Linked DNA regions of Mus musculus: region 2 is linked to region 1. The links are chromatin loops, found by intact Hi-C in ENCODE. Cell type or tissue: left cerebral cortex. All regions are shown on one strand. Links, peaks and the distances in the headings refer to the core of each region. The heading gives the core; the rest is flanking DNA. Region 1 holds the start of Oma1 (OMA1 zinc metallopeptidase). Region 2 overlaps Slc35d1 (solute carrier family 35 (UDP-glucuronic acid/UDP-N-acetylgalactosamine dual transporter), member D1).

Region 1 (16,291 bases), core at 3,541-11,540:
TTTCCTTTATAAGAGTTGTCTTGGTTATGGTGTGTCTTCACAGCAAGAGAAACCCTAACTAAGACACATGGTTATGTGTTTGTGTGTGTGGTCCATCTGTGCTCACACAAGTTAACAGTCACATAAAACTACTCAGACCCAATTCCAAATAATGGACCTGGGATTTTAGAACAAAAATCCCCAGCCTTGGCAGCTCCATAGGGTACGCTTAATTGTCAGTTCCATTATGCCAATAAAGAGACAATAATAATGATGGGCAGGGAAATAAATGTTATTAATATGGGCATGATGGGGGAGAAAACAGAGATGTTTTATGAACCTCAGATCTGTCTTTTGGGTATGACATAAAATTTTCTTAATTACTTAATTGTTTATTTATTTTATAACAAGGTACCTTAAAACCTAGTGATATTAAATAAGTTACCTGTTAAGTCTCAGGGTTCTATGGATGTCCTTAATGTTGTCCCTGAACCTTTGTTGTTGTGGAAAGTAAAATGCAGTGCCATCAGGTTCCCGGACATCAGTGAAAGTTCTTGTCTATAGTGTCAGTTCTTCTCTGTGCATCCTGTAAGTACCCAACGAATTTGTGTAGCATCCATTTACAGCATTGCAAGATAGCAATGTTAAATGCTGAAGGTGGAGCCAGATGTTGTTGGTGCACACAACAACAACACTGGCACTGGGGAGGCAGAGGCCGGTGGATCTCTGTAGGAGGGATGGTGGCTGCCACCTCTGTGTAAACTCTGGTAGCTGTGCAGCCACAAAGGCATCTTCTGCAGGAGGACCTAATTGAGGACTTCCTGAGAGACCAAGGATTGATGCAGACAATGCCAGCCAATCGGGAACTGCTGTTTAGAGGAGACACTTTCTTGGGACCAATGGGGCACAGGTGGAGAGTATTAAAGGAGCTTGCAACAGCATTCAGACAAGCTTGCTGTGGTGTTTCTCACCTGCTCCTGAGTCTGTGTCATTGATTCTGAGGGTCAGCAGAAAGTAGTCCAACGGCCCAGGCAGCAGATCTCCATGAGTTCAAAGCCAGCCTGGTCTACAGAGCCAGTTCCAGGGCAGTCAGGGTATATAAAGAAACTCTGTCTTCAAAAACAAAAACAAAGCAAAACAACAAAAAAGGATGAAGGCGGAAACTGTAAGAGTTCTTGAGGCCAGGCTCCAGAAGTCAATGACCAGTACGTCTGCCATACTCTGTCAGCTAAAGCAAATAGCAAGGCCCACACGAAGTCAGCATCCGGACAGAGCTGACTGGACCTCTGCAAGTGAGTAGCGGTGAAAGCCGGTGCAAAGAGATCTGCCTGCCAGGACGTGACTATGAAGGGAAGAGCTTTGTGCTAAGATGTCACTTCTGATATTTTTTGACTCTATCTTTGGGTTAGTCTGACCTGGATTTTAAATTTAAGGAGGAGGAGGAGGAGGACATGGGCAGCTACTGATATAAAATATACCTGTTAAAAAGATATTTTAACAGAAATTAACTTATAAATTGGCTTTTGGTGTTCTCAAAAACAGAGATAGAATGGAGGCAGCTTAATAGGTCCAAGGAAAGGCAGGTAACCATCGCATACCTTAGAGAACCCCAGGTTTCAGAGAGAGGATGTTAAAGGGGCAGTGCTCACAGAGTTGCGGGAAAACAAGGGCCCTGGAAAAGAACTGCCCTCTTTAGAGTTCTTATAAACAAGGCGTTATCCCCTTTGCAAAGAGGGAAATCACTGTTAGGGAAAGGATGGTGCCCTACCTTCCAAAGGGAGAGTGGGCCTTCAGCTTCAGTGATGGCGGCCATTACAGATGGATTCTGCCTGAAGTCCCCTGAAAAACACCTGCTCAAGCCATGGTAGACTGCCACTGGAGCACCTTGGGTAACTTTTGATGTAGCAGACAAAAAGTGTTATTTTTCTTTTCAATATCAGGGCTTTGTTCTTTGCCTGAATCAATAACCTTGAAGTCCTTACTAAACGAACTTGTTTGTTCAAATTTCTATGTATCTAACAAATGTTGGATAAAATATCTCCAAATGAAGAGAATTATTGATGTTAATTTCAGCTTTGGGAATTGTTCCATACATGGTCCAATAACAAGGCACAACATTGGGAATCCTTACCTAGAAGTTAGGGATCATTCAGACCCACAGCTTACTTCTGCAGATCAGATCTGTAACATGTGGCTGTTAGAATCTGTACTCTCTAGGATGTTTATAAACAATAGTAGCAAAAGCAATGCTAATAGGTGAGCCTTGCCAAGGTTATGAACATCTTCTGATGTTTGGTGACACTTTCTCAGGGTGAATAAAGACCTGTCCTACCTAGATTAAAAGACCCCCAAAAGTCCTTATCTGAAATAAAACCTTTGCTTACCCCTTTGAATGTCACAGTCTCAGTCTTAAAGACATGGCTGACTATAGAAACAAAATGCTGAAAACCCTTATTTTTTTTCCTCTGAGGGAACAGAAGGATGTCTGTCTTATCTTCTTAAATACAAAGATAGCCCCTATTTTATAAATCAGTCAGCATTTGCCACCTTTCGTTTGGTTTTCTTATTCTTTCTGAGGTACTTTTGTTATTTCATGATTACTACTTTCCTTATTCTATCCAAGATTTTTTTATATTCTCAATTATATAACCATCAGTATGCCTCTTCCCACCAGGAACTCAAGGAATCTCATCTCGAGAGCAAGCTGGGCAAAGATGGCTTCTGGGACAATCATGACCATGGCTTTCTTGGCTCTTGCCTCTCATGGAACCATTTTTGGTATGATGATGTGACTGCTTCTTAGACACTTCAAATATTTTTGACATGTGTGTCTTTAAATGTGTGAAAGTTCAAACCAAGCTCCTATGATGCAGGCCATCCAAAGCCTTATCTTCCCCTGGGGAATCAAATAAGACACGCTGTGGTCCTCTTATCAGAATGGAAGAAGTTATAGATCACTACTCACCATCCTTCAGCTTCATCAGAAGCTCTCAGTGGGGAACTGAGGCAGGAGAGTAGGATGAAGACAAAGGCAACAAGATTGAGCCTTTGTCTTAACCACTGCCCACCTCACAGGCACGTCTCAGATGAGAAGTGGCAGATGCCCTAATCTGTAGGTTTAGAGAAATGTATTTAGAAGTCAGTTTGATCACGTGTCCATTTAGCAATGGAATGGTAGGCTCATCCTTAGGGCCTATGAGCTCTTCAGCCAATTTTCCAGCTAGACTTATAGTATGAGGCATGTTTTTGCTTCTGTACAATGAGCCTTAAATCCAATCAGAAAGAATTGGTTGCCCCCATGATTTTCATGCCACTGTTGTACCCATGGCTGGTCATTACTATGCCTTGCAGACTCACACCTGGGCAAGATTATGTTGGGCTGTGAATCTGCCTCACCACTGGGGTGCTGAGAGCATCACCAACAAGCTGCTCAGAGGAGGCAGAACACAGCCTATGATAGGTGTCCCGCCCACGTTTTGTGTTTCTCCAGATGGGAAACAGGGAGGTCTGGGACAGATGCTGTTGTTCTCAATCTCCTGTGAACCAAGACGCCACTGGGGACCTCGAGTAGTTGAGAGTGATCTGGTTCTGAGTGAGTGCTGAGTGTATAGAGGGGCTGGAAGAGAGAAGGCCTTCTCTGAGAGATTTAGGCACTGTACTTTACAATGAAGCCCCCAACCGCAAGCTCCTGTGATCCTTAATGAAGGAGACAATCCTTGATGGAGACTAGTTCTTGGTTGTTCAAACTGCTTTATTGTTATGGAAGATGTCAATGCACACACCTTACTCAGGGTGAACCAGAGATTAACTATCTCTTGCAGGAAGGAACAGCTAGGACGGGAAGCTCATTGAGTGAACATTCTGCCTTATCTAGATACCTAACTAGCATGAAGAACCCCAGGCTTTTATGCTACATGATATGATCATTTGTCATTGTCCTCTCAGTGGGGTGACATGGTCATGTGTTGCAGGACAGGTAGAGCCTGGCTGGGAGCTGGTTCCATGCCTGCTGCTCTCAATTATGAGATCTCCTGGGGGGTTTTGAACCTCCTCCAACCTTACCAGTTCTTCTGCCTGGTGGCATAGTCCACTTGCCCCACAACCTTGTTGATGGCTTCTCTCCCCCAGCACTCCAGAACTATGAAAGCTATCCAGCAGGGAAGGATTTCTAGGTCAGCACAGGTGGATTTCTCTAAGTTTTGTCATCAAAATGTGTGATATCTTCTGCAATAGGGTCTTATCAAGTTCTGGTGAGAAACCAAAAGCAATGTCAATAGCCTGTGTTTGAGGGGTCTCTGGGAGTCCCAAGTCCAACCACTCAAGGGGAATATCCATACCTGTCAGTGGGTAGTTTATTTGTGACTTCTGGAAAGAACATTTTCCACGGTGTTGGGTAGCTCCATTTAAGTACATATTTAAGAAGTTTGTCGAGGTTTCCATGTTCTCCCCCAAGCATCCCAATGTTAATTATCCATTTCTCCACATCTTCCTCTGTCTTCTCTTCCCACCCCTTCCCCAAGTATCTGTCTGTTTGTTCCTCCATATCACCTGTGCTCTGTTCAGAGTGCAAAGAGCAAGTGGCTGTGATTTGTTCAGACACGAATGGGGACATCTACATCATACGCCTTCCTCTAAGGTTCAGAGAATATCACTGAAGAGGAGGTGGGGAGATTGTATGAGTCAGAGGTCAGGGCAGACTGGGGAGAAACAGTGTCATCTAAATATGACAGGACCATTGTATTTACAGCAGCTGTGGGAGCCTGTGTAAGACTTGCAGAAGACCAAGCCAGTCAATGGTCCAGCATGGAGTGGAAGGGGCTCAGATGAAGACCACTGACTCTGCATGGGAGCTATTGACGGCTGCTGGAGGAGGGGGTTCCCCTCCCCACTGGGGAGGTGGTGGTAGAGGGTGTTCTCTGGTAGGTCAATCACTCATTGGGTTTCCCACCCCACATGTGTGTATGGGCCACATTAATTAAACTCAGTGGGTTACTGAAAAAAAAAAAGAGGGCACGAAATTGTGAAGGGAATATGGGGTCATCCTGGAATATAATAGAAATACATTATAGGCATATATGAAATTCTCAAATAACAGAAATCTTATATTATAAAAAACCAAAACCACCAACAAAAATACAGAGCTGAAGTCCTTTAAGAAAGATAAGCATATGAAAGTGACCAATGTCAGGGCTTGATAGATGGCTCAGTGGTTAAGAGCACAGCTGCTCTTCCAGAAGTCCCGAGTTCAATTCCAAGCAACCACATAGCAATTCATCGTTGATGCCTTCTTCCGGTGTGCAGACTTACACACGTACAAAACACTTATGTAAGGAAATAAATATTGAAAAAAAGGAAGTGACCAATGTCAGAGACTGGAACCTCATTTTCATCCATGACCAAGAACTACATGTAAGAAACAAAACATGTCTACATGTCTAACATATAAATGAGGGGGCTGGCAGGCACTATGTAAATGGCTCATAAAATGTCTCAGCCAGTTATCATTGATCTTCTCCTGCCCCAGTCTTCCACGAGCTGGGACTAGAAGGGTGTGTCACTATACCCAGAAAAATATCACTATCTTTAAATGAAGTTAAGTATTGGTAAGTTACCATTAATTATAGCATACTGAATACTCACCCCAACCCCCTTCCCTTCCTTTTGGCTTTCTCTATCTATCTAATTCTCTTCTTACTTTTGTTGTGTTGTTGTTGTTGTTTTTTGTTGTTTTTGTTTTTTTAGGTTTTAAGACAGAGTCTTACTCTGTAGACCATGCTGACCTGGGATTGACCATGGAATCTGCCAACCTGGTTTTGAATTCAAAGTCATCTTCTGGTTTCAGCCTCTTAAATGGTAGAACTGAAGAGATAAACCACCATGCCCTCGTTTGAGTTTTAAAATGTTTAAGTTCTCTAGGGTTCTGTCTCCCAACTTCTATTTTCTCTTAACCCATCTACCCCTTTCCTCAATGGTACCCAAGGTCTGACTCATCTCTTCCTTACTGGTGACTCTGCTAGTTATGTTCCCAGCTCCCATTGGGTTGTAGAACCATGTTCACTCTATGACTGCTTATAAATATTTCCACAGCCCATCTAGCGGATGTGATGGATTGAATACGCCTAAACCTTCAGTGTAGTCATGCTCTCTGTCCACCTTTGTCAATCCCTGCTTCATGATGTCTTCCTTGCAGTAACCATATGATATTGATCACCACCATGAAGTGTCTGTCACACATTAGATAAATATTTGTTGAATACATAAATAGTTGAATACATAAATAGTATTTTTATCTTTAATGTGTGTCTTAGGTAGCCTATTAGAAAACCAGAATAATTCATATAATCACAAAGCATCTTTTTTTTTTTTGGCTCTGGTGGGTAGCTGCAGCTCCCACAGAATCATGCCTGCCAGTATTCACACTCCTTTGTAAAACATTCCCACAATGAAATCTGGTCTTAGGACACTCCAGGAGCTGTTGTCATGAATACTGCTGACCACTTATAAGTCTGGTGTCCTAGAGCGATCATGGTGAAACAGTCTTTCATATTTAGTCTTATTTTTATGCACCTTTATCTAGGACTGAGGGATGATTGTTAGTAAGTAATCGGGATGCTGGAGTTAATGTTATACCTACGATCAGAATGATCAGTGCAGCTTCAAGTCAAGGCATCATAGTTCTCCAGCAGCCCCTGGAATCGCTTTCCTTTTGGCAGAACTGGTGTAGAAACTACAGCAGGCACGGTTTTGCATGGATCCAACACAGCCATGCCAAGTACCAAGGAGGTGTAGAGTTCCTGGCAGGTAGCTTAAATCTGGGCTATCCTCCTCCCACCACACGGGGGCGAGACGGCGCCACAGTCCGTACAGCCGCAGCCGGCCAGGACTGGGACTGGGGAAACGGACTTGGCTCTCACAAGGGCGGAGCAAAAAGCGCCGGAGAGGTCCCCAGGGCAGGAAGTGAGGGGGCGGGGCTTGGGAAAGGTGTGCGCCTGCGCGGAGCCGGCTGTTGGATTCCGCTCGGGCTGTGGCTTCAGTGCGCGCTCACGGTGACGGCTCGGCGTTCTTCCAGAGCGGGGCGGGGAGGGCGGAGAGGGGAGCGGGGCCCGGGGGATTCGGGGACCGCGGTGGGCCTAGGCCGTGCCGGACGAGGCGAACGGCTCGGTGGGTGGAGCTTTCTGGAAGTTTGCCTCCCGCCTCGGGTGGTGGCTTCCTCCTAAGCGGCGCTTCCTCCAGGCGTTGCCGGTCTGGCCTGTGCGGGTCTCCCCTCCGCCTCGCCGCTCGTCCTTGTGCAGAGCGACACATGCTCTCCTGCCCCAGCTCGCAGCATTAGCGCAGTCGGAGCAGTTCCAGGGAGCTCATTGGTTTCCTCAAAAACTTGTATTCAAGGATCACTTGTTATAATACTTAGCACTCGCGGTGTGACGGGGAGCAACTGTGCTGGGGCAAACCTCCGCCAGAAATGTTAGTCCCAGCAGATGAAAACCCCACATTTGGAATTTAGGAGTTCATCGCCTCCTAGCGTCTCTCAAGGTCTTGGAGCCCTCTTAAAAGGATTTAACTTCATAGGCATCATCCCGAGCCAAGATGCAGGGGTGCGGTGTGACATTTGGAAGCTTAAGAGCCAACCCTGATAACTTACTTTTTTTTTTTTTTTTTTTTTTTAAGAAGCTGTCCATCATGTGTACTTAGCTGGAATGATTATTTTAAAGTGCATGTCCTATTTTTGCCAATCTGACAGCTGTTTCCATAGAAACTAGAGAAGAAATTGTAGTTTTCAGTAAGAGTTGTTAAAACTGTCTCCTAGCCATCAGCAGTGAGTGCGAGTGAGTGCGCACTACTTGCTCATTCTGAGATGGCACTTGAAGAACTAAGGGTTTGAAATGTTCTTAGAGGCTAGCAATCCAAATTGTGTAATTTTCTCACATCATTAATTTCCTAATCCTACAAGTCTGCCAGCTATGTTTGTTGGCCTGCCACAGTTCTTTGAAGAGCACACGTCAGTCCCAGTTCTTCTTAGGTGCTGTGTAGTGTAGTGACTGGCTCTTTGAAAATGTATAAACAGATTTCTTTCCCCATTAAAAACATTTTTTTTTTGAAGGATTAATCAGTGATTACGGATTAACAACTACGGTTTCTATTCTGGATGGCACTTGATTGCCAGTGTTAGAAATGCTAATGATTTTAATTATGTACCTAGTGTTTGGAGCTTTTGTTTTTACCTTCTATGGGTAGACTACGTTAAATATGTTTGCACCTGCTCTGAAATGAGCACTTTTCTCATGAGCAGATAGATCCCAGCAGTTCGAATAGGGTGCATGACATTTGGAAGAGAGTTTATTTTCTGAGGGGGGATATCTATACACTAGATGTTCTGTCATTTAGCAGTGGATGAAGGAGGCTTGGAGAAGGTGCCTTTGGAACTGGGAAGCTGGAAGCAACATTAGGAAGTTTATTGAAAAGCTCACAGATAACCAGTGGAAATTACAGAAGAGCTTGCTTGGCTTAGGATTCACAAAGTAACATACCCTGTAAACACTTAAATTGCCCAGAAAGAGGAAATACTGGATTCCTCATAAACACCGTTCTGCCCCCTGAATTTCACGTAGGCTTTTTATAAGACTTATATCTGTATCTATTCGTGTGTTTGTCTTTACTAGCTTTACTGATTGGGCAGGCATTTTTGTCTTGTCTTTGCTTTTTATCTGCTACACAGAGTGGCGTCTGACTTGTAGCATTCATTCCTATAATGATTTATCAATGAATTAATGAATCAATGACTAAAACAATCCTTAACCAATGAGATACAGGAATGTTTGGTTAAGATGATCAACTTTTATTAATTTGGTTGGCAACATTTTAAAATAGGTAAATTTCACATTAAGACTGAATTTGTAGCGTTTGCAGAAACGTTTGTAACATTTGGCAACATAAAAAACAAATTTTGTTATATAGTTGGGCCTCCTTTGTGTGACTGTTCACATCTGCCTGGCCTTGCTGCAGCTTGCCTGCATCTATCACACTAACCCGCACTGTGCAGAGCTGTCCTCTTATTCATTTTAATAAAAATGAAGCAGAGTACAAATTGTGCTCCTCATATGCACCTAGCCACACGCCAGGGCTGCCATAGTGGACAGCACAGGGAACATTCTATAGGAAGTCTTATGTAGTGTTGCTTTTGGCATTGGACTTTGCTTCTCCTGTTACCCTGTTGGACTGAAGTTTTGTTTTTAAATTGTCTTGAACAGCTCTGTGACTCAAGTGCTAGAGTACAGGCTCGCTCTTCTCAGCTTCAGGGCTCTTGCAGGTAGTAGCACGTCCTGCTGTTTGTAGATTAGCATATCATCTTGGTTATGGATCAGAGCAATGTATCTTAATTCATTTCTAAAGAAAGGGTTTCTTCCTGTAGGCTTGGCTGTCCTGGGACTCGATCTGTAGACCAGGGTGGCCTTGAACTCACAGAGATCCCTGCCAGCTTGTGCTTCCTGAGTGCTGGGATTAATGGTATGTGCCACCACTGCCCACCTGGTTTGATTTGCCTTCCTGAGGGATTGCTTTAGGTTCCTTAGAGGAGGGGTTGGTAGTGAACTAAAGTGAGGTAGTTACAATATAGTAAAATCTCTAACTCGGGGGCCCAAAAGTAGGATGAGCTGGGCTGAGGTAGTGAGGTAGATTGGCAGGGCTGACTTAAAGTGACCTTTGGTTTTTCTGGATGTTAACATCCTAAGGCTAAGTCTGTATAGTTGGGAACGTGGTTTGTAGAAGATTGGGAAGTTGGAGTAGGGAGCATCCCTCAGATTGTCTCATGACACAGTTACCATGGAAATGTTAACTTGCACATGGGTCTTGTACAGCTGCCTCCTGCCATGGGAATGTTGAGCTCATTTCTAGGTAAGACAGGGAGACTGGGTGAAGAGCAGGAGCTACCTTAGAGAGCCTCTGAAGCCCAGGCAGATGTGGAAAGCACAGTAGGGTCTCAGAACCATGAAGGCCTTCAGGCATCTTCTGCATGAGTCGGTAGTCAGCCTGTCTCAGCCCTGCCTTCCCCTCCCTGTGGTCTCTCACATATGGTAGGTACGTTTCGTCGTCCTTTTCTGTGCAAGCCTGTGCAGAGCCTTTCCTCCCAGGTCTAGCTTACCTGCCCTTTGTGTGCTGCGGCACCAACTATAGGCCCTACGTGGGTCTTTGTATTCATATGCTGGATACGGCGTAATGTGAAGTTTTCTCTGTGCTAAGTGTCTACCGATGTCTTTGAGACCAATGGCTACTAGGGACTAACATGACCTCCTGGCTCATTCTCTAAGTTGAGGTCATGCCTGGACAAGTGTCTGAGCTTTGTAACAGTAAATCATCAGATTTGAAGGGAAGAAATGTATTCATGTCATTTTTATAGTTTGATCTCTATTAAAAGAGCTTAAATATACTTTCCTATGTGAAACAGTTCAATTTTTTTTGTCTTTCTCCTACCAGTGTCTTAAGAACGACTTCTGCCTTGTGTAACTAGCTAGCTCACTGCTTTAACACGTGGAATTTAGTTATAACAACTCGAATATCCTTGTCTACTAATACTGCCATTTGTATTAGATAGGAGTCAGCTTCCTTTGATTAATATTTCTTTAATTCTGTGAATCTCATTTTCTGCTTGGTAATTTTAAATTGTGAATTACATGTTGCTAAATGTTTATTTTTTGATTCTTGAGTTTTTTTTGTTTTGTTTTGTTTTGTTTTTTAAATCCAAGATGTGGCTATTAGAAGCAGCTTGATCCTTTAGAGTGCTGTTTCTCTGGGTGTTTGTTTTAGTCTTTGCTATTGGGGCTAGAGCAGCTCTCACATCCGTGCTGGACTCTTTGGAGTTCCACCCAATTTCTGTGAATTACAAATGGGAACTTTTCCCACTTTGATCAATGGGAGCAGATATTGCACCCTGGCCTGTGCATTGTGCCCAGAAATTATGGTTCTTTGCAAGCTTCAGGGGGATTTCTTATTCGTATGCCCAGCTAGTACTCAGCTGCATAGGGAGGCCTGCAGAGAAGGGAGGGGCTTGCAGAGACCTTGAGTTCTCTCTTTGGGTTTTGTGTTTCCTTCTGCCCATAAGCTCTAGCTGCCTGGTCCACAGGCGTGCCCAGCATCACACCTTCAGTTTAGGGCACTTATAGGCGTAGTCCTTCTCTTATGTGTGGTTTGGAGACTCACCAAAGCCATTCTCTGGGGCAGTTGTAGGTTGAGTCTTGTTTCCCATCATTCAGTCCTTCTTTGCCTACCCCCCAAGTATGTGGAAATCCTCATTTTATGCATTCCCTTTAAAAAGTCAATTTTAGGTGGCATTAAAGTCCCTCTTTTCATCCTGATTCTAATCAAAAGCCCCATGGGTTTATTGGAATGAGTACATTAAAAGTCTTAAAGATAACATTTTTTTTTAAGTTAGCCTTTCTATCCCATTATACTCTTATTACTGTCAACTGATTCACATTTGTTGTTTTATCGAAGCTATTTCTTATTTTGACAAATGATTTGCTGATCAAATAGAGTCCCTGCAACTAAAAAAAATATAAAATGTTTTTTCTTAAAATGAAGTGAAAAAATTCAAGTGTTGAAAGTAAGCACTGTGTAGTGAGCTGAGGCTGTGTGCGTTCCTCTGGCTTGTCCTGTTGAAGGTGCTGCTGCGCGTGGTGCACTGAAGTACAGGCATCTACCCTGACGCGTTCAGCATGTGTCTTGTTTCTCTCCTCTCCTCTCCTCTCCTCTCCTCTCCTCTCCTCTCCTCTCCTCTCCTCTCCTCTCCTCTCCTCTCCTCTCCTCTCCTCTCCTCTCCCCTCCCCTCCCCTCCCCTCCCCTCCCCTCCCCTCCCCTCCCCTCCCCTCCCCTCCCCTCCCCTCCCCTCTCCTCTTCTCTTCTCTTCTCTTCTCTTCTCTTTAAAAAAGATTTATTTATTTATTATGTGCAAGTACACTGTAGCTGTTTACAGACACACCAGAGGAGGGCATCAGATCTCATTACAGATGGGTGTGAGCCATCATGTGGTTGCTGGGATTTGAACTCAGGACCTTTGGAAGAGCAGTCATGCTCTTAACCGCTGAGCCACCTTGCCAGCCCCTCAGCATGTGTTTCTTAAGCATTACATTCCCAGTTTGTAAATACATGTTTTCCACAGGTGTTTATATCTTATTTGTGTGTGTGTGTGTTCTAGATAACCAAGCAAAAGAAAGATGAGCCTCCTTTATGGACTGCAGTCTACCAGGATAAATCGGTTTCTCTCTGGAGTGAATAACCTGGCCAACAGGAGACAGTGGACCCCCCCAGCAAGCTGTCCACTGGCACCAAAGCTCCGAGCAGTAAATGCATACTGGGGACTGAACACAGTCAGTCATTGTCATTCAGTGACCTTACTGCCTAGAAACTTTCTTTTCTGTAGGACTCTCAATCACAAAAAATCAAGATGCCTCTCAAGTGCCCAAAGCAAGGAATTGGGGGTGCTTACCTACAGATGTACTGTGCGGGGTGATTCTGTTCTAAGACAAGGAGCAAGGAAAGTGGCTGGCGTTCCTGCTCTCGCGGCCTCCTGTTCTCCAAGCTGTCCTGCCGTAATAGAGGCCCGGAGTTTCCGTACATCTGCAAGGGTTCAGGCTGCCCCAGTCCCTCTCTTGCTGCTCATTCTGAAGCCAGTGCAAAAGCTCCTTGCTATCATCGTGGGCAGGTAAATATACTTTGGGGGGAAAACAGTGTTTGTGTTAAAGTTCATGAAGTTTTATGTTCACATGTGTATCAACATATAATACTTTTTAATAATTAAACTTTAGTATTTATAAAACTACTTTTAAGGAAACCTTTCCCTAGGCCATATTTAGCTCAAAATTTAAAGGTAAATTCTATCAGTCTTGTGTGTATGATTTTAATAATCTTGAAATATAATTTGTTGCAAATTAATTGTGCACAAATGTGATCCTTAAGTTTTGTTGGTTGAGATATTTCTAAAAGATTTCACATTTCTAATTATAAGGATAACGGGCAATATTGACAATGATTTGTGTAACAACAGCACTTAAGAACATTGCCCTTTGATTTTGTGGAATTTTAGGCAGTTGGCATGAAATGAAGGACTTCATTTATATAGTTAGGTGCTCAGCCTTAGCCACGCTGATAAAGCTCACACCACCATTCTGTTTTCAGGGGATTTTTGTCACGTTTCTCTTGGTAGTCCTTTCTAACTGTGCACTTTATATCCAAGTGGCTATTTCTCAACCCCTTTTCCTTAGTTCATGAAGGCTGAAGAAAGCAAATCTGTCTCTTCATAAAGTTTTGCTAAGTTGGCTAAATATGCCGACCCTCCTTGCCAGACTAACAACCCAGTCTACTTTTATTCAAAATCCAAGACTTTCTCTGTAATGTATTTAATTCTGTTGTTTGATGTTGACAGAAAATGGGTATCTACGTTGGCTCCTGAGAAACAAACTCATCCTCACTTGTAGGAATGATTGCTTTGTGAGGTCTAGTCCTATAAATTGTTTGATCTTGGTGTCGATCTTACTATTATACATTTCCTCTTATAATCTGTTACACATATACTTAAGTAGGCAGTGATGCTGTAAGTGTTGTAGTAGGAAATGAGTATACTTCATTGTTTTGTGGCCCTTCTGGTTCAGTCGCTTTCTCTGTGTTAGTCGGCCTCGGACACTATGATGAAATAACCAAGATAATAAGGGAGCGAGGACTTATTTTGGTTCATGCTTTCTGAGATTTTAGTCTGTGGTTGCATAGGCTGGGCTCGCTCAGTGCCTGGTGTGGGAATGCTTGGCAGAGGAGACTTGTCCATTTCATGATGGTCAGGAAGGTAAAGGCAGAAGCAGGCAGTGGCTGGGGTTCTAATAGCCCCTTTGAGGACATCTCTCCAGAGACCCCACATTCTCTTACTAGTTCCTGTTTCCTGTGGGTCATACCACTCCCAGTAGTGCAACAGGCCAAGGGCCAAGCCTTTGATATTGAATACATAGACTTTTGGTGGGTACTTCCAAATGATAGCAGGGACTTAGTAAGATTGTAGTAACTTCACAAAATTGTTTTGTAGAATGAATTCTTGTCAAGAGAAATTTCACATATGTGTGTGTGCATGATAAATTTTAAGACTTAAAAAAAGTGTATCCACAAGGAAATGTTTTGTCAAAATGTTTTCGTACCTAGCCTGGCACTTTAGAGAACCACTGTCCACTACTGCCAGCCAGCAAGGCCCTCCCCAGATGGCTTCTGTAACAGCTCACTTTTATTACTCTGGTACTTCACCTCCCCTACTCCCCCAGGACGGTAGTGGGGCTGCTGCTTCTGAGCAGGGCTGCTTATTGTCGGTCAGTGCTGAGGTAGTGCCTCCGGTTCCTTGCTGGAGCCTGAGGAGCCAGTGGGAAAGGTACAGTTTATCCTCCATGACTCCAAGATGCTTGTCTGCGGACTTCATCCTTGTTAAGTGGTCAGTCTGGGAATGGCTTTCCCCTTGGCTAGGTTTTTCTCTGTAACAAGGTGTTAGAAAGAGCACACGCATAGTGATTAGGCAGCACTTAGCATATGGTAAATAGGAAGTGTTATTAGTGGGAGTTGTAACAACACTGCTCCTTATTCTAGGGTTTTCCTTCACATTAGCAGGTGTGGGAAAGCCTTAGGAGTTTTAATTATCATTTTGTAGAGTCGATGACTTTCCATTCTCTAGCTGAGAGTTTTCTTAGTTAAAGAGCTATGTGTACAGAAGCAAAGGTGGAAGGGGTTGGTTTTGGTGAGGTGTGAGCATGCACTTACAGACGGGCCATTTCTGATTTGTCACAGGGGCATAAGGAAATGGTGGCAAGCACTTCCCCCTAACAAGAAGGAGCTATTTAAAGACAGCGTGAGGAAGAACAAGTGGCGGCTGCTTCTTGGTCTGAGTGCATTTGGACTGCTCTTTGTAGTGTTTTATTTCACTCACCTGGAAGTGAGCCCTGTCACCGGAAGGAGTAAACTACTGTTAGTGGGCAAAGAACACTTCCGACTTCTGTCAGACCTGGAATATGAAGTAGTAAGTAGTGAGAATTGTCTGTAACTACACTGCACAAGCTAACACACAAAGCAGGAAGCTTTTTAACATACAGAAGATACACTGCTTTTAGTTTTAGTTTTGACACATTAGTCATCTCCTCCAAGGTCTCCCATTGGGAAAGGTGTTTGCACGTGTGCATGGCTGTCCTCCCAGCCAGCCGGCTCCTGCTGTGCTGTGCTTGTGCGTCATGGTGGCCCCACTCAGGAAAGCCTTCCCCGATGCTCAGGCTGGATCCGACTGCGACTCAGCCCATAGAGCTGAGAACTGGACTTTTGTGGTCTTGTTCCGTGCTTGGCAGGACTGCGTTAGGTCCCAGTTTTCCTTCCCTTTGTCTTCTTTACATTATGGAACTTTCCGTGGTCTGTGCCCTTCTCCCTTTTTAGCCTAAGCTCTGTGGGACCGACAACCTTGTTGGTTTGTTTGTTCTAGGATCTAACACCATGCAAACTAGTGCTTAGTTTTTATGTATCAAATAAGTAAACATGCTGTGAGAATTTATATACCTCGAAAGTCAGGTATAAGATAGTTGTTTCCCAAAAGTCAGTTTTGACTGAAATTTTATTGTATTTTCTGCCAATTTTTTTCTTCTTAAAACAGAGTTTTGCTATGTAGGGTTGGCCCCTCAACCTGTGACCCTTATGCCTCAGCCTCCTAAGCAATAAGCTCGCTGGTATGTGCCCCATAATCACTTGTTTTCTGAATAGAAAATAATGGTGGGATTCAGAAATCTCAGCTCGTGGAGACATACAGTCACAATGTGTTCTCGTGTGTCCTCAAAGATGGACATCATTGTGTTTTAGTAATTACATCCAGGGAAGTGCTGGATGCTGTTGTTGAATGGGTAATGGCTTCGGGTCTTCATATGCTTGGGTACAAATGAACACATGAACTTAGCAAAGTTATCACTAATAGCAATGACTTTTTTGCTATAAAAGTTGATCTTAACTAAGATAATAATTAGAAGAATACAAACAAATTTAAACTATGTCTTAAAATCTAGTCTTAATAGGAAGACAGGTTTGAGAAAAACATTTTGGTAAGATTGGAACAAACCTTGCAAAAATTTTGAAGTATCTTCTACTATTCAGATAGTTTAAAATACATGCAGATATGAATGGATTTGCATATATGAATACTGTATATATACACGTGGATCTGTATGTATGTATAAGTGTGTTCATATGAATAGACATTTTTACTGCTTAACTTATTGGTCTGTGAATTTAAACATCTTATAGAGCTGTTATAAAGTACTCTAAT
Region 2 (16,291 bases), core at 4,515-12,514, 140 kb before region 1:
GTGTTTTGTTGGTTTGGTCTCTTATGTAGTTCTGAGTGAACTGGAGCTTACTACATAGACTCAAGAGATCTGTCTCCCAAATGCTGGGATGTTACACCTAGACATGCAGCCCAAACTGCCTTTGAGCTTGTTTCAAGTGATAGAATTAAAGTATATACCACCATGTTGGGGCCGGCCAGTGGCTCACATGTCCGGGTTCGAGCTGGAAGGCATCTTGGAATCTGGAAGAAAAGAGGGAGCCTGGGCAGGTTGAGAAATAATGGAACCAAGACAACTAGTCTGCTCAAGGTTCAAATTTTTAATGGCAGACACCCTTTATAAAAGGGGGAAAGTCCATTCCCGCCAATTCATCCTTGGAGCCTGGAACCAGCTGCAGGTGATAGGGTGTAGTCTCCAGAATAGCTCCAGGCCTCAGCAGGTAGCAGTATCTTGAAGAGGAACAGCAGCAGTGGCAGAATAGAGTGATCTGGGGAGGAAGGCTCCACCCTAGGTAATCTCCTTAGTGGCAGCAAGGTCAAGTTCTGGCTCAGCCTGCTTCAGGCTTGTGGGAGGCTACACCACCACACCTGGGAAAAGGGGTATATCTTTTTTCTTATCTCCCCAGAGAGGCTTTACTCTGAAGATCACCATTACCCTCATTCTCTGAACTATATAATTAAAAATTATTAGTTTTCTTTTTCAGTGAAGTTCATACCACTTATTTTGCAAAATAAAACATCACAACATTTATTGTTCTGTTGGTAGGTAACCCATAGTGGTACTTGGGGTATCTGAGTGTTGGTTCACTTTCATAAGCAACAGTTGCAGTGTGTCTAACTGACAGTCACCATTAGCAGCCATACGGGCTTTCCCAAGTGTCACCCAGCACATTGGAAGAATGATTTTTCAGATTTTAATCTTGATTTTTTTTCTTTATGCCTCGTAATTCTGGTCACTTAGAATTTTTAAAACTCATACAGGATCACCCACTCAAGTTAGCCTTCTGAGGTCATGTATTTTATTATCCAAACTGATGGTCTTCCTATGCTAGGACATGGAAAGTGACATAAAGATGTATTTAAATTTTTGTTTTAAGTAATTTGAGCTGGGTGTGGTGGCCCATGCCTTTAATCCCAGCACTTGGGAGGCAGAGGAAGGCGGATTTCTGAGTTCAAGGCCAGCCTGGTCTACAGAGTGAGTTCCAGGACAGCCAGGGCTACACAGAGAAACCCTGTCTCGGAAGAAAAGTAATTAGAACAGATTCAATGGCTAAATAGCCGTATCTGTGTCCTAGCGCCTGGGAGGCAGCAGCCAGGGGGTCAGGTCAAAGTTGAAGGTCTTTGCCTGCCTATACAGCAAGTTTACAGCCTGCTTGGGCTAAAAGGGACACTTTTTCTTTCTTTTGTATTTGCTTTTTTGGGAGGGTAGTGGGGTGGTTGTCTTCAAGACAGTTTCTCTGTGTAAGCTTGGCAGTCCTGGGACTCACTCTGTACACTGAGCTGCCTTGAATTCATAGAGATCTGCCTGTTTCTGCATTCTTCTCGAGTGCTGGCCATCATCACCCAGCCATAAATTGTCTATATATACACTATGTACACATTATCTGGTGCAGAACACTGAAGCTATATAAACTACAGCCATATTCTAATTTTTCTCAATCTAAACTGACGATGAAGATTTCCTCATTTAGCTTGCAGTGGTGGTGCATCCCTTTCATCCCAGTTCTTGGAAGGCAGAGGCAGGCAGATTTCTGAGTTCAAGGCCAGCCTTGTCCCGTCCAGCAGGACTTAGTTATTCTGTTTGGCCGTGTTTCAAGATGTCTTGATCTGGACACTTGAGTAATCTTGTGATATGCAGAACCCCTAAGCTGGCTCGAGGTACAGGAACTGATGTCACAAGGCTGTGAGCACACATGCCATCATAAAGGAACCCTCTTGTCCCTAGAGAGCACCAGATAAGGACAGGTTTATAATCTTACCTAAAATCCTCCAGCCAGCATTTCTGACAGAAAGAAGATAGTTTTTCAAAATACTGAGCTCACATTTGTAAAAACAACCCATTGACAAAACATTTAGGTCCACATCAAAGTACTCCTGTAGGTTAACAAATTTCAGGGTAGATTTTGTTGCCAAATGAGTTTGGCAACTCAATAATAATAATAATAATAATGATAATAATGATAATAATAATAATAATAGTAATAACTCATAATAATAATTAATAATAATTAAAAATTCTCAGAGCCCAGTAGATTTCAGACTTAAGAGATTTGTAGTTGACTAAATTTTTGCTGACACCTGACATTTAGTCCTAACTGTCCTTATTTTCTAAAGGAAATTAAAACACCTAGCAGGTGTGCTTTGACATGCTCTCTGGTTCTTCTATGGAGGTAGCAGGCAGGCCGCCAAAACAGTAAGTAAGTGCTGGGCAAGAAGAGTCTACTGCAGTCCAGATGTGACCTCCTAGAGCCTTATATGCTGCCCTGTCTTTTATAGAGGGGAAAACCATGTAAAAATAGGACCTTGTCCAGGTCTCTGCAGCCATACATCAAGCAGCTTAGGGCTATTGGCATTTAAAAAAAAAAATGTGAATATGTTTGGGCTATACAGTTCGTGTGCCTGTGAGAGTATTCGATCCCCTGGAACTAGAGTTACAGACAGTTGTTAGCTGTCATGTGGGTGCTGGGAATTGAACCTGGGTCTTCCGGAAGAGCAAATAGTACTGGTAAACTACCAAGCCATCTCTCCAGTCCCCTAGCTTCATAACTTTTAAAGCAGCCTTCATCATCATCTGTTGGGTTGTCCTTTCTTCCGTCTGTGCCTTCACCCTGGCTTCACTTCATTAGATCTCATGTGTACAATGGCTTTCTCAGTCTGTCCTCTGAAGTCCTGTCTGGCTCTCCAGAGCACCACCCTCCCTACTAAGTAAGCTGCAGGGCAATCTGCCTGGGGTAGCATGGCCAGATTAGCCACTCTGGTGGCTGTCAGGCCATGTCAGGCTTCTCCTTTTCAATCGATTTTAGCAGGGTGGCCACAGTCCTATCACCAGGTTACAATTGTACTGACTGCATCCACCACTACCTCCCACAGACTGGGATTTGTCACTGAAAGAACTTAGTGGGGAAACCCCCACTCAATTCTCGATTCGGCGTGCACCCAAGAATCACGAACAGACAACCATCTTGATGTAAAAGCATGAGGTAGTTTAATGACGGAGCTCCGGGCCGACACATATCTCCCGCAGGAGACAGAGGTGTCGACCACATGGTGGAACCATAATGGCGAAGCTCTGGTTCGAAACGTATCTCACACAGGAGACAGTGGTTTCAACCCCGAGGCTTGGAAGCTAGGGGTTTTTATAGAAAAGGGGGAGGAATTGGCGCGGTTTCACATGATTGGTCCATTTAAACATCAACAGACTGTCAGAAGGGCGGGAGATAGGGAGGCACTAGGCCAATCAGGACATGTAACGACGGGCCTGCCCGGGCATGTCCTGGCCTGTTCTGCTATGTTCTCAGCCCCAGGTTTCAAAGCTCACAAACAACTCTTTGGGCTATTTGACATAAATTACATGAATAACATGTCTCAAGTTTTATTTCCTTTCAGTTGAGATCTGAAGCCGATGCAAATACTGCAGCTGGTGTTGCCTTTCCAAAACATATACAAAAAAAAAAAATTTTTAAATTTTTAAACTAAAAATTGATCCCTATCAAGATTTATTGTACACCTATGGTGTGCCCAGCATGGGCTAGGAACTAAAAAGACCAAAATATCAATGCCTTCTAAAAGCTTACGTATGATTGAAGACAGGATGTGTGTACCCTTTGTGTGTGATGAAACTGAGTATCAAGAGCCTCACATGTCCTCAGTGCTTCCTCTTCATCTGAGCTACACACACACACACACACACACACACACACACACACACACACACACACACACACAGAGTAAATATAAAATCCTTCAATGAAGTTTTTCCTTATTCAAAATGACCGAAAATAAGAGTCTTGACAAGACACGCAGAACCATGCTCACAGCAACATGAACCAAAGCCACCCACGTGTCCATCAATGAGCTGTGCTGTGTACACACCAGAGCAGCGCAGGCTTTCACAGAAGGCCTGATGTGTAGTCCAGAGAGGAACCCTGGGGACATGCTACATGAATTACACCAGTCCCCAAAAGACATACCGCACCATCCCACTTGTAGTCAAACCCATAGAAACAAAGATGCAACCATCGGGGACAGGAGGACAGGGAAACGGAGGCTTCTGGCCAAGGCCTATAGCATCGGTTTAGTAATGGAAGGCCAGTGCACAGCAAGGTGGACATACTCTGCGCTGTGTACTTGGTAACTTCTTAAAGAATACGTTAATGTGCTCCTGTCTCAGTTGAGTACCAGAGTGGCTCTCCTGCTAAGTGCCTACTATTGGGGGTTATTACCCAGGACAGCTAGTGGGCCAGAGAGTGCTTGTTGAGCTGGTCAAACATCCTAAAAAGAGAGTAGCACTTCTCTCCTCGAGGCTCATCATGGGCACGTCAAAGACACAGCCTACGTAGTCGCAGGTTCTATGGCAGGTTTGCAAAGCACTAATATTGAGTGGTGTCCCCAACCCTGGACTGTAGGCACCTGCATGTCACCTTCTTAAGTGAACAGATCCTTATCTCTCAATGCTCACGACACAGGAGGAAGGAATTCTAACACACATTTTCCAGAAAAAGTATTTATTTGACATCATTAAAAAAATAGTTAGGCACATCATTTTCCATGTTTATGTCACCTGATTTACATACCTCAATGCTCAGTACCTCTTAAAAACACTAAGTAAATTGGTAAATAGAGTCTATATTGAAAAGACGTGTGAGAGGCGAACACCTGTAGGCAAAGGTCGCTCGTCAGCATGAGAAAGGAAACATCTGTGAACAAAATAATCTCTAAAAACATTCTGTGAGAAGATAAAATCTAACCAGTAGATTTCTTTTTTAAAAATATATTCAACGTAAAAGTTAAAAACAAGACACTAGAGAGTCTCTGCATCCTACAGGTGAACTGCGAACAGCAGGAGCAGAAGGCAGGCCTAGAAAAGTGATGGTGACAAAGGGGCTGGATCCAGTGTTTCGCTCTGAGGTGAGGGATGAAGGCCTGGGAGCTACCTCAGGGTGACAGCTGAGTCTTCACTGAGCTACCATACTGAAATGCAACGGACTCCCACTGAGACAGAAAACAGATTTCCCTTTTTCATATTTGCCACCATAATATGAAAATAATTCTCTTTTTAAAAAGCAGAATAACAGTGGCTATAATTATACAGAGACTATTTTTGTTTTGTATTTTCAAAAAGATAAGGGACAGAGTCTGTTGCCTAAGCATCTGAAGGCAAGAAGCAGTTTCATGAGTCTTGGAAAACATGGTGCCCTATGCTGCTGGCACTGAAGGAAGGATGGCAGACCTGTGTCTGCTGAGCGCTGTGTGCACTGGGTTCCATATTCAGTATCCACTGCACTCATTCTCAGTATTTTTTCCCCAGGGAAGGAAAGTTCCATTATAGCCTGTGGGAGAAAGCAGCATGGCACAGACGTGGGAAGAAAGAGCATCATTGCCAGAGAAGGACTCGGGGAAGACAGTTCTAAGAGCTGTGTGGCTCATCTGAGCTAGAAGAAAATATGAGGACCATGGCCTCTGAATGGAAGCCTTGTTCTTTTGGGGTGGGCCTAAAATCAGTGCAGGTAGGTCTTACTTACAAATCGCTGACTCTTTTCTTTTCCTTTTTTTTCTTCTTTCATTTGTGTCCTTTCAACTAAGGTCCGACTCTGGCTGAGGACTACACTTGAGAGTTCCAGGCTCTGCCCCCTCTATCTGTCCATGTGGTTAACAATGTGCTGGTCACTAAGAGCCCTCAATATGGAAAGCAAAGGCCAGACCTAAAGCCCTCAGTGGCCCTGTGACCCACTAACACTCCATGGAGAGCCTGTCTTGGCATTACTGACCAAAACCTCCCACATATTTCTGATACAAGATCACAGAAAACTTAACAAATGTCCTTCTTACAAAATTTATATGCAAGATAGAGCCTAAAGATGAAAATTTTCAAATAGAGGGGGGGGAAAAAATCAAAACTCTCCTATTCCCCACTGAGACACAAAAAAATACAAGCTCCAGACCTGCAGTCAGCTAAGCACCAAGGAAGCAGAAGCAAGCTCCTTCCCTAGCAATCATGCTGGCCCAAGCAAGCCCCTCCAAAGCCAGCGATGCTTCAGAGCCATGCCACCCAGCTCTGGCAATCACTCCTCCCTAAGGCAGTTCAGTCAATGTCCACTCACACAGGCTCTCTCAGAATGAGGAAAGGAGATATATCCATTCTGAGATGCTCATCAGGTAGACGTATCTGTAGGTGAGAGCTGACCTCACATCACTTCAGGGAGAGGGACTTAGATCCTTCCAAGAAAAGACCAAGTTCCAATAATGGAAAGATGCCCACCTAGCTCTTCCCTCACACCAATCAGTTCAGAAATGTAGGCCTTTGTGTGGAAATGAGGACCTGCAAACAGGGATACAAAGAGCAGCAACTACATCCACATGATGAAGGCATGGGGACGGGGTGGCAGCTGCCTTGATTGTCCCTTTAAGAAAAGGGTTAGGCTGAGCCACTGCTATGCTGGTGTACAAAATATAGCTGTTCAGTCTCTTGTGGGCTCTGGACTCATGGCGTGGGGTAGGCAGAGCAGGGGCTTCTAATCTCATAGACCTGCAGGTCCAAAGAGCTGAAGTAACTGGTGCACAGTCTCGGATTTTTCCAGTTGGACAGAGAACCACGTTTTCCATTTTCCATTCAGTCTAGAGCAGGACCATTACCAATGGATCTCTGTATTCCAGCACTCAGCACAGTGCCTGCGAGGGACTTTCACTGCACTCCAGCTGAACGAGTGAGTGAATGGCTGGCTTCTTCCACCCTTGCTTGTCTCCAGCTGAACAAAGAGGAAGCAGACATTCCCAGGCACACTCTGCTCACCCCACAGTCTAGGAAAGCAAAACACTTCTCAGGGCTTTTAGTGCCAAAGCTGCCACCTTTGGCAAATGTGATACTATGAAGACAGTGCAATTAAAAAGGTGGGGGAAGGAAATGGAAGGAAGAACAAAATAGAAGAGGAGGAAGAGGAAGAGAAAGAAGCAGAAGGAGAAAGAAGGAGAAGGAGGAGGAGAAAGAGGAGGAAGAGAAGGAGGAGGAAGAGAAGGAGGAGGAAGAGAAGGAGGAAGAGGAGGAGGAGAAGAAGAAGGAGGAGGAGGAGGAAGAAGAAGAAAGAAAGAAAGAAAGAAAGAAAGAAAGAAAGAAAAGAAAAGAAAAGAAAAGAAAGAAAAGAAAAGAAAAGAAAGAAAAGAAAAGAAAAGAAAAAAGAAATTTCAGATCCTCAGCTGCATTTCCAGCTAGTTTCCAGAGACAGCCCACTGGAAGGCAGCTCTAGCTGGAACACATTGTATACACTGCCAGGGCCACCCAGATAGCAAGCTATAGAGTAAAGGATTTCAAAACACTGATGCTTCACTGTCAGAGGAAAAAAATAAATTAAAACCCACCCAGTACATTTTCCAGTCTGATATAAATTAATTCAAACACAGTTAGCATACAGTCAATAAATTTCCAAAGGCAGCAGTCAATCCCAGGGTTGTATAATTGCAAAGGAACATTGACTCCCCGCAATCAGGAGGCTCCAGTGTCTTCCGGGCTGCGGAGGTCACACTGCTCCTTTTCCCTTCGTGTCCAGCTTGTTACTGGCCTCTGACTGCTTGCTCAGCTGCTCTTCCGTGAAAGTGATGTAAGAGTACACCAGGCTTCCAGCAATACTGCAAAACAGAAAGCCATAACGAGGGAGGGACAAAGTGAAGGAAGGAATGAGTCCTTACACTTGTACCAGGTAAAGTCTGGTAAAAGTTAGGCATGTCCTCAGAATGGAGTACTAGACATCCATTAGATTGCTGATAAGTAAAATTGGCAATGGCATCTTAACAAAAACTACACAAAATATTAAATGTTGGTGACTTCTATATGAATTAAGTAAACATGAATGTGTACCTCAATTTCAATCAGAAGTGAGAAAAGTCTGGAAGATACCCCAAGAACACTGGCTGTGGTTATACCTGACTGCTAAGATGCCATGCGGTTCCTTTCTAGTTAGAGGCAAGCTTAGGGAAGAGCGCTCCCCTGAGTCCTTGGCTTGCGGTTGGCTGTCGGCATGCCTCACATGCTCATACATGCCACTCTAGCCTGCACTCATGAAGACAATGATCTCCTTCATTCTCTGGGAGGCCTTCGCATCCCTGTCGGACACCCGCTGAGAGACTGCCAGTCTCAGTCCACTGGGTCACCAGCCAGCAGACTGCCTGGGCTGGGCTTTCCCCTTAAGTTGTTCTTGCCTTGAATTTGACCCCCATCTTTGGCCTGACCACAAGACTCCTCAACATGTTGCTCACTTAAAACCCTTTGTGGTTCCCCTGGGCTTTGATGTCCCAGCTCTAGGCCAGCTGCAGAAGGGTGAGAACTCCACCTCAGGATCCTGTGAGGAAGCAACGCTAGTGTATACCAGGAACAAGAATACCACTGCCCACTCTCTGAGGCCTCCATCCATGCTCCAAAGCTTCCGCTAGTCTATCCTTTCTAGTAGGACTCTCCTGCTGTTGTGCTATTCCTCCAAGGTGCTCCATCCCTGCGAGGGATGTACAGAAGAGAAAATGGAGTCTGCTGCAGCAGCTGCCACACCCAGCCCCCACTGCACTTGCACCACCGCTCCCTGGGTGTAAGCCTTATTCTTTGACCTCCACAGGGTCCCCTGCACATGAGCTTGCACTCTGGGGTACTGAGCTTACCACCCTCTAGCACCCACTCGCAGCCAGGGCCTCTGGCTGCTCCCATGGCCTCTGGCAGTCCTTGCATCCTGTTGCTGAACCCTGGAAACCATCTCTGCTCTCCAATGTGTGTGTTCTCACAGATGAGACCTCACAGCTTGGCTAGGACCTCAGTGCCTTTGTGCCTAAAGCTTAAAACTCCCTGAGGACCACATGAACATCTCATCAATTCCCTTTGCTCCCAACCCACTCCAACCCAAACAATGGAGAAAGGATGCCCTTCTTTCTTTCATTTCATCTTCTCCTAGTCACACTCATCAAGAAGACCTAAAACAGTAGTCTTACTTCTTTTGTTACTGAGCCCCTTTCACCTGGATGCGAACATCTCGAAGTGTAGGCTTAAAGCACAGCAGGGCTTGTACATGTCCCCAGACTCTATTCTACCCTGGAGCAATGAAATAATCCTGAACCAGAGTTGAGTCTTGGTCCAAATCCTGAATATATACCACTAACTCTAAAGCCCCAGGGAAGTGAACTGATCTTTCTGAAGCATCAGTCTGCACACGAATACAAATGCTACCATGCATCTAGGCTTTGTCTTTTGCTATGCTAAATACTGGTTGCTTCTAGAGAACACAAGTAGACCCAGGTGACCCCATGTAACATGCCCCCTACATTATCCCTGATTGGTGAATAAAGATGCCAACAGCCAATAGAAGAGTCAAAGGAGGGTCTTGGGATCCCAGGCTTGGGGTCTGAGAAGAACCATGAGAGAGAGAAGAAGGTGGAGAGAGGAAAAAGACCATGGGATAGGAGTCAAGAAGGCATAGCTATGAGAGCAGGCCAATTGGAGTTAAGAGCAACCCAGATGAAACATAGCAATAACTTGGGGTTATCAATAGGATATAAATTTCAATAGCATAGAGAGTAGATATCTGCCAACCATTAGTGCTAATAAAGTCTAGTAATAAATATAAAAGTCATGGGTGTCTTCTATCCAGGAACTGAACAGTAAAAGGTGGGGTAGAAACCCAGGATTGGAATGAAATTTTTCTACAACGCATTTGCTCCCAATGTGGGGCAAAACTTGCTTTAAAAAAAAAAAATTCAGATTCCCAAATAAAAAAACCACTCTGCCCCTTTAAGACTAGAAAGGTGGGGAAAGGTGGTCCCTTAGCAATGTTGGCTTTTCCCCAAATGTTGCAAAAAGCCCTGAGAGATTTGGGATAAGGGCTGAATATATGCTGATTTGGCACACATGATTCTGAGGGTCATAGCATGAACTAAGACACAGCTGTGCCCTGTGAACAGAATGGCATGCTAGGTGATGGAGTCCTTAGGTTACAGTGGCAGGCTTGGATGTCAACCAACCTAAATCCTTCTGGGATGCTATGGCTAGAGCGTAGCTCTGAGCTGAGAACTGATGTCAGCTTGGTCAAGCACACGCTGCGCAATGTCTCAGCTAGGCTTGGCTAGAAGATTAACTGAGTTTATATGTAATGAGAATATAATCATGGGCGGGCTTGTAGGCCACTGGCACAGCACTTGAAAAGCAAGACTTTGTGTTTGATTCCACTGCAAAAAAAGTAAAAATAAAAATAAAGTCTATGCAGCTGGAGAGGTGGCTCAGTGGCTAAGAGCACTGGCTGCTCGCTCTTCTTCCTTTTTCTTTTTTCTTAGATATTTTCTTTATTTACATTTCAAATGTTATCCCTGTTCCTGGTTTCCCCTCCGAAAACATCCTCTCTCTATCCCCCCCCCCTTCCCCTGCTCACCAACCCACCTTCTCCCATTCCTGGTCCTGGCATTCCCCTTTATTGGGGCATAGAGCCTTCACAGGACCAAGGACCTCTCCTCTCATTGATGACCAACTAGGCCATCCTCTGCTACATATGCAGCTAGAGACACGAGTCCCACCGTGTGTTTTCTTTGATTGGTGGTTTAGTTCCAAGGAGCTCTGGGGTACTGGTTAGTTCATACTGTTGTTCCTCCAAGGGGACTGCAGACCCCTTCAGCTCCTTGGGTCCTTTCTCTAGCTCCTCCATTGGGAACCTTATGTTCAGTCCAATGGTTGGCTGAGAGCATCCAAAAGGTGCTGAGTTCAACTCCCAGCAACCACATGGTGACTCACAATCATCTGTAATGGGATCTGATGCCCTTTGCTGGTATGTCTGAAGACAGCTACAGTGTACTCATATATATAAAATAAATACGTAATTCTTTAAAAAAACAAGTCTATGTTAATACACACAGAGAGGAGAGAGAAAGGGAAGGGGAGAGAGGGAGAAGGAGAGAGAACAAGTGAGAGAGCGGCAGAGCACTCTAACACACTCGTCGGAAGAGGAGACAATTCTGCTCTACTTTCCTTAGGAAGCATCAGCACGTGGTAGCCGTAGCATGATAGAGTCACAAGTCCTTTAGCCCACTCGACACTATAAAAGAGACAGCATATGAAGAACAATTATCTACTCTCCCAGTTCTGGAGCTGGGCAGTAGAGAGTGGAGGTGGAATGTGTATGTGACGGGAGTCTTCTCATGGGTCCCTTGAATGAAGGAGGCAGCAAGGGCTCCTCCTCTTTGCCTGGGACACCGTTCTCAAGAGAGCTTTAGCTCCAGACTCTGCTCCCACCAAAGCATTCTTCTTAAAACTCTGACCTTGGGAATCATAACTCTAACATGGATGCTGGAGGAGCACAGTATTCAGTCCACAGCAAGGGACAAAGGAAAAGTGCTGCAACCTGTCCTGACCTGATCATCACTATCACCAAATACTGTACTTACAGAAATGACAATTCATGAGTCACCTAATAAGAACTAAATATCCAGCAATAACATGATATACATATTAAAAATAAGAACCAACCATTACACAAGCCTTTTTTAAAAACGAGTATTTTTCCATATAAACCTTACAGATTCAAGTATTACTATTTCAGAGACCTGTGGTGGTAGGCACAGCTGAGGGATGAGAATGAAGATGGGTATGTGGAAGGGACAGGAAGAGGAGGGGCAGCAGCAGCAGCACCACCACCACATTTCCTCACAAAGGGATATAGATAGATTACTGCAGTCTATCCTGAAACTGCACCACCCACTTCTCCCACTTCTGAGGAGATGGGAATCTGCTGAAACGATAGCATCTGGGATGATACACTTCTGATCACATAGCCCATGTCTTCTAGATTTACAGCATGCTAGAAGACTCAGTGTGTAGGCTACAGAATCATGTAGCAGAATGAGTTCCATAGAACCATACAGTAAAACACACACTGAAGCTGTACAGTAGGGTAATAAATCATTTCAACAGGTCAAGTAGCCAGCCAGTAGGGCCTGTCACATACCGTTCCTTCTGTGACACCTTCCCAGACAAATCCTGGGAACAGCACCTGAATGGCTCGCCAGTCTGGATAGCTACTTTATAACAACTGCCCTGCAAGCTCTTCACCAGAAGGTCTAAAGATACCTGGGCATTGCTCCGTGGCACCCTGAACTACAGAACAATCTCTACAGGGAACCACCAGTGCCACGAGCACTCCACATGTCCTCCCTTCCTTCAGGCTGGGCTCCACACAGTGCCCAAACGGACCCTGTTAAAACTAAGTCACATGTCACTGCATACAGACTCCACCAGCATTCTTCCCTCTCCCCAGTAACTCTGTAATGACCAAAACTCCCGCCTAATCTACTCCTCGAACTAACCAAATGGCATGACCTTTCACTGCTTGCCCATGCCACGTAGGCCTATTGGTTCTGGAACATTCCAGACTCACTTGTACATCAAGGCCATTTGCTTGCTCTTCTTTCTGAAACTGGGGGCTTACTCCCTCCATTCCCAGTCCAAACAGGATATGCAGCCCACAACCTTCCTAGCCGTCTTTTTCCTCCCTTGTTTTCTCCATTACACTTTCTCTGCAGCCAGCAGAGCAAGCATCTGGAAAACTCCACAAAGACAAATCTTCCAGTTCCCTACAGAAGCTCCGCCCACCCGCCTCAGGCGGGCTCTGAGCACATGGCTGTTTATAAATAAATCAATCCTCCTGAAGAGCAAATTCTTGTCCAAGCAAGCACATACTTTAGTGTAAGGAGCCAATGGACCCAACAGCTGACTCTACCTAACCTACCAAGGGAGCTGAAAGAACAAAGATAAAACAGCAGTAAGACAGGGGCGAGCAAGGAGACCAGAGTGCACAAAGCTAGCTGCTGCCTTCCCAGGTATCTGTTTATGTCCTACCTATACTAAAATAAGTGTTGGTCTTTGCACACACTTCAAAAATAGAAGTCTATTAGTCACAGAAGTCTGGCTAGGGTATGAACCATTCCATCTGCCTAGGAGTTTTGGGAGACTGCCCAGGAATAAATTTAGAAGGGGGGAAAAAAAAACCTAAAAGATTCCCAAACCCTGTTGAGATGTTTGTGGCACTCACATCCTTGACAAGACTATCACTAGCTTTGTTAACTAACGTGCCAGACAAAATCACTTCCAGATCAGAATTCTGGTGAGGTTCTGTGTGCATCTATGGGCTTTAGGAGGCGAGTCTGAATACCCCGATAGGCATCCCTCCTCGGACTCAGGGCTACAGGTTCTGCAGAGGTTTCTGCACCGGGGAGGGCATTTGCTTAAGTATGTCCGCTGCGTAGGACTAAAGCACCCTCTCTCTGTAGCTGCCCACTTTTTCCTTTCTTCGCTCTTCAAGAAAATTTAAATATGGGCAGATTCCCACTAGAACTAGCAGAGCACAGCTAATGAGTTTTGCAAACCTGTGGGAAACTCCTTCAAATTTCCAAGTTTCCTACAAAGTGGCCCCAGTCATGGGACACTCTAGGCTGATTCAAACCACAGAGGAACAGAAGCACGCTGGGCTGACAACTTGAAGTGGAACCCCACATTTTGAACATGAGAAGCTAAGGTCACCAAGAGGGAACAGGAGGTAGCTGTTGACAGCAGCAGCAGAGGCAGCGCAGAGGACTATGCTACATCTCAGTTCAGCTCTTCCTCTTCCCACTGAGCTATTACCAAAGAGCCAGCTGGCTTCCCTGCGACTTATTCAAAAGTGCAAAGCACTCTAATGAGAACCCATTCATTATAGAACTGTAAACAGCCTGGCAGGTGTGACTTCAGCAGCCACTAAGGGAATGTAAGTATGTCCTGCTCTTAGTCCAAATGAGAACCACCAATAAAGGAAAGAAAGCTCAGGCTCTTACTTCAGAAGACGGGACCAGAAGAAGCTACAAGGGAACTACTTAGGAAAAACAGTGTGGCACCAAAACTTCAAAGTTTTAGAAAAAGAAGCAAAGATCCAAATGAGAGAATGAAAGAGTTCAATGCTGGGCAAAGGTCACTAGAACGTTGTCCTGGGAAGCAATTCTACAGTTGGATCCCACCCCTCCCAGAATGTGGGGAGTCTGGGTGACTTTGTTAGTGCCCCGCCCCTCAAAAAAGGTTTCAGGCTTATATAACCAGGGGGCACGTTATGAAAACCTATGGAAATAGTTAATGTATTCATCTACCGACCAACACTAAATAAACAGTTCTGGGGTTAGGACTATGGATATGGAGGATGAACTGCAAACCAGGTCTTAGAAGCTAAACAACTGGGCCAAGCTCCTTCGCTTCTCTCTGAAATGAGCTCCTCGCAGGAGCCATTACAAAGCCTTCCTTTCACAGCCGCACAATCAAGCAGGAAAATACTGGCAGTGTTTTGCTGTTAGCACTATGGCCGAATGCCTCTTATGGGCTAGGAACAATGTATATTGACGTAATTAAGATAAGTGATTTTCTGCCCTCAAAAGCTGGTGATCTAAGCAGTAACACATGTGACTCATGAGGCTACACTAATTTATTCACTCATCTACTGAACATGTAACTTAGACTCTGGGGTCCAGCCCTCTGGATTATAGTCCTAGAGCCACGACTTACTTGTATGACACTGGCTTACTGTAGACCCCACGACTATGAGGGGACCCACTATGGTACAGCAGATTGCCTGGCATAGAGTGACAGGCTCATTACCTGTGTTCCATAGCCATTCAGGTTCCTTTCTCTCGATCTCAGTCTGCCTCTCTTATAGAGTGGATACAAAGAAGAATGAAAGAAAGAAAAAACCAATAAACAACACCCCGCAAACCCACCTATACAATAGTGGTTTTTATATAATAGATAGGACTTTATTTTTAACTAAAAGAGTGGAAGCAGTTAATTATATTTATTAACACAGCATATTAAAAAGTACCTTAATCTAGACTTTATAATAAGTAAAAATTAATTCAAAAGTAGCTTTGTCAACAATTATGAAGCCTGAAACAAAACAATCTGTAACACAAGAGAAAAACCTTTCTGGACTTGGATCAGTCAAAACATACTCTTAATAAAAAGAAGAGGCCCAAATTTGAGTATGCTGTGTTTCCCGAACTCTAAAAGCACGAGAGAAGAAATGATCAAGTTTTTCAAATGGACAAATATCTGACTTGCAACTTACTAAAGAAAATATGCAGCTGGATGGTGGTGGCACATGCCTTTAATCCCAGCACTCAGGAGGCAAAGGTGGGTGGATCTCTGTGAGTTTGAGGCCAGCCTGGTCTACGGAGTGGGTTCTAGGACAGCTAAGGCTACACAGAGAAACCCTGTCTCAAAAAACAAAGCAAAATAAAAAAACAAAGATAAACAAAACAAATATGCTGATGGCCTGTCAGCACTGCAAGGATGCTCATATCACTAACCCTTGGAGCAAGGAGATCACAGTCAGCCTGCATGACAGAGCTGGAGAGAGGCTCATATCAACTCAAGACAGGCAGCTCTTAAGGCCAGGTCACAGAGCACCAGGACTCCATGCACTCCTGGCAGCTCTTCAAAGCAGTCCCAACATTTTAGAAGGGAAAATAAAGCAGGATGCAACTTCTTCTCCCCCTCCCCATACTCTCCCCGACTCCAGGGCCTCCTGTATGTTTGTCTTACACTCCAGCGCTGAGTCACACCCCAGCCCTTGTTACATATGCTACTATATGACCTAAAAAATCTATGTGTTTATCCAAGTGTGACTGAGACCTATGTTCATACAACAAACTTCTAAGCACATATTTATGGCAGAAAATACATAATAGCATAATAGCTTTAAATTGGATATGACCCAACTGCTTTCAAATGGTGAAAGATATAGCATATCCACCCAATGGTATACTCAGCAATAGAAGTGTATGAAGCACCAATACATGCAAAACCAGCAGGAGAGCATGTGGAAGAGGCAGACTCAGAGTGAAATACTCTTGTCAAAACTCACAGCACTATACACTGGAACTAGTTACTGATTGTATTTAACTGTTTAATCACATGTCACTCTATCCTGGGTGGCCCTGAGACTATGGCATCTCTATTCTTCAGGCCTGGGCCATGGCCAGAGCCCAGACTTTCACTGCTCATTCCCCACCTTCTATGCTGCTTTTTGGGGGAGGGGACCCTTCGCTAAGCACTAGATGGACTC

Evidence for each region. A loop is a pair of places that touch in the nucleus more often than their neighbours do. Peaks named below come from ENCODE experiments on the same cell type or tissue, not always from the same donor. Only the 100,000 strongest peaks of a DNase experiment are listed, where the experiment ranks them.
Region 2: it touches region 1 in a loop (2.5-fold over the local background); 1 of 42 quality-filtered maps calls a loop at or near these places.

What each region holds. Positions count from the first base shown.
Region 1 is chr4:103,306,859-103,323,149 of GRCm38, forward strand. It overlaps Oma1 (OMA1 zinc metallopeptidase), which reads left to right and starts at 6,988. Exons shown (of 9, transcript NM_025909.3): 1 at 6,988-7,025; 2 at 12,164-12,670; 3 at 14,782-15,010. The coding sequence starts at 12,183. 4930456L15Rik (RIKEN cDNA 4930456L15 gene) reads left to right here. Exons shown (of 4, transcript NR_045887.1): 3 at 2,654-2,757; 4 at 4,727-4,974. Gm36523 (a long non-coding RNA gene) reads right to left here and starts at 6,864. Exons shown (of 6, transcript XR_867961.2): 1 at 6,614-6,864; 2 at 2,945-5,300; 3 at 1,748-1,872; 4 at 951-1,092; 5 at 425-565. In left cerebral cortex, for the core only: CTCF peaks have their summits at 6,811 and 7,497; DNase peaks (open chromatin) are centred at 6,918, 7,276 and 7,784; H3K4me3 peaks cover 1,527 bases; H3K27ac peaks cover 1,538 bases.
Region 2 is chr4:103,165,964-103,182,254 of GRCm38, forward strand. It overlaps Slc35d1 (solute carrier family 35 (UDP-glucuronic acid/UDP-N-acetylgalactosamine dual transporter), member D1), which reads right to left. Exons shown (of 12, transcript NM_001356276.1): 12 at 4,686-7,817. The coding sequence ends at 7,709. Among named protein-coding and RNA genes, the nearest start is that of Gm46864, 41 kb to the right of the region's middle. In left cerebral cortex, for the core only: no CTCF peak of the experiment used is centred there; DNase peaks (open chromatin) are centred at 5,526, 8,286, 11,289 and 11,912; H3K27ac peaks cover 2,381 bases.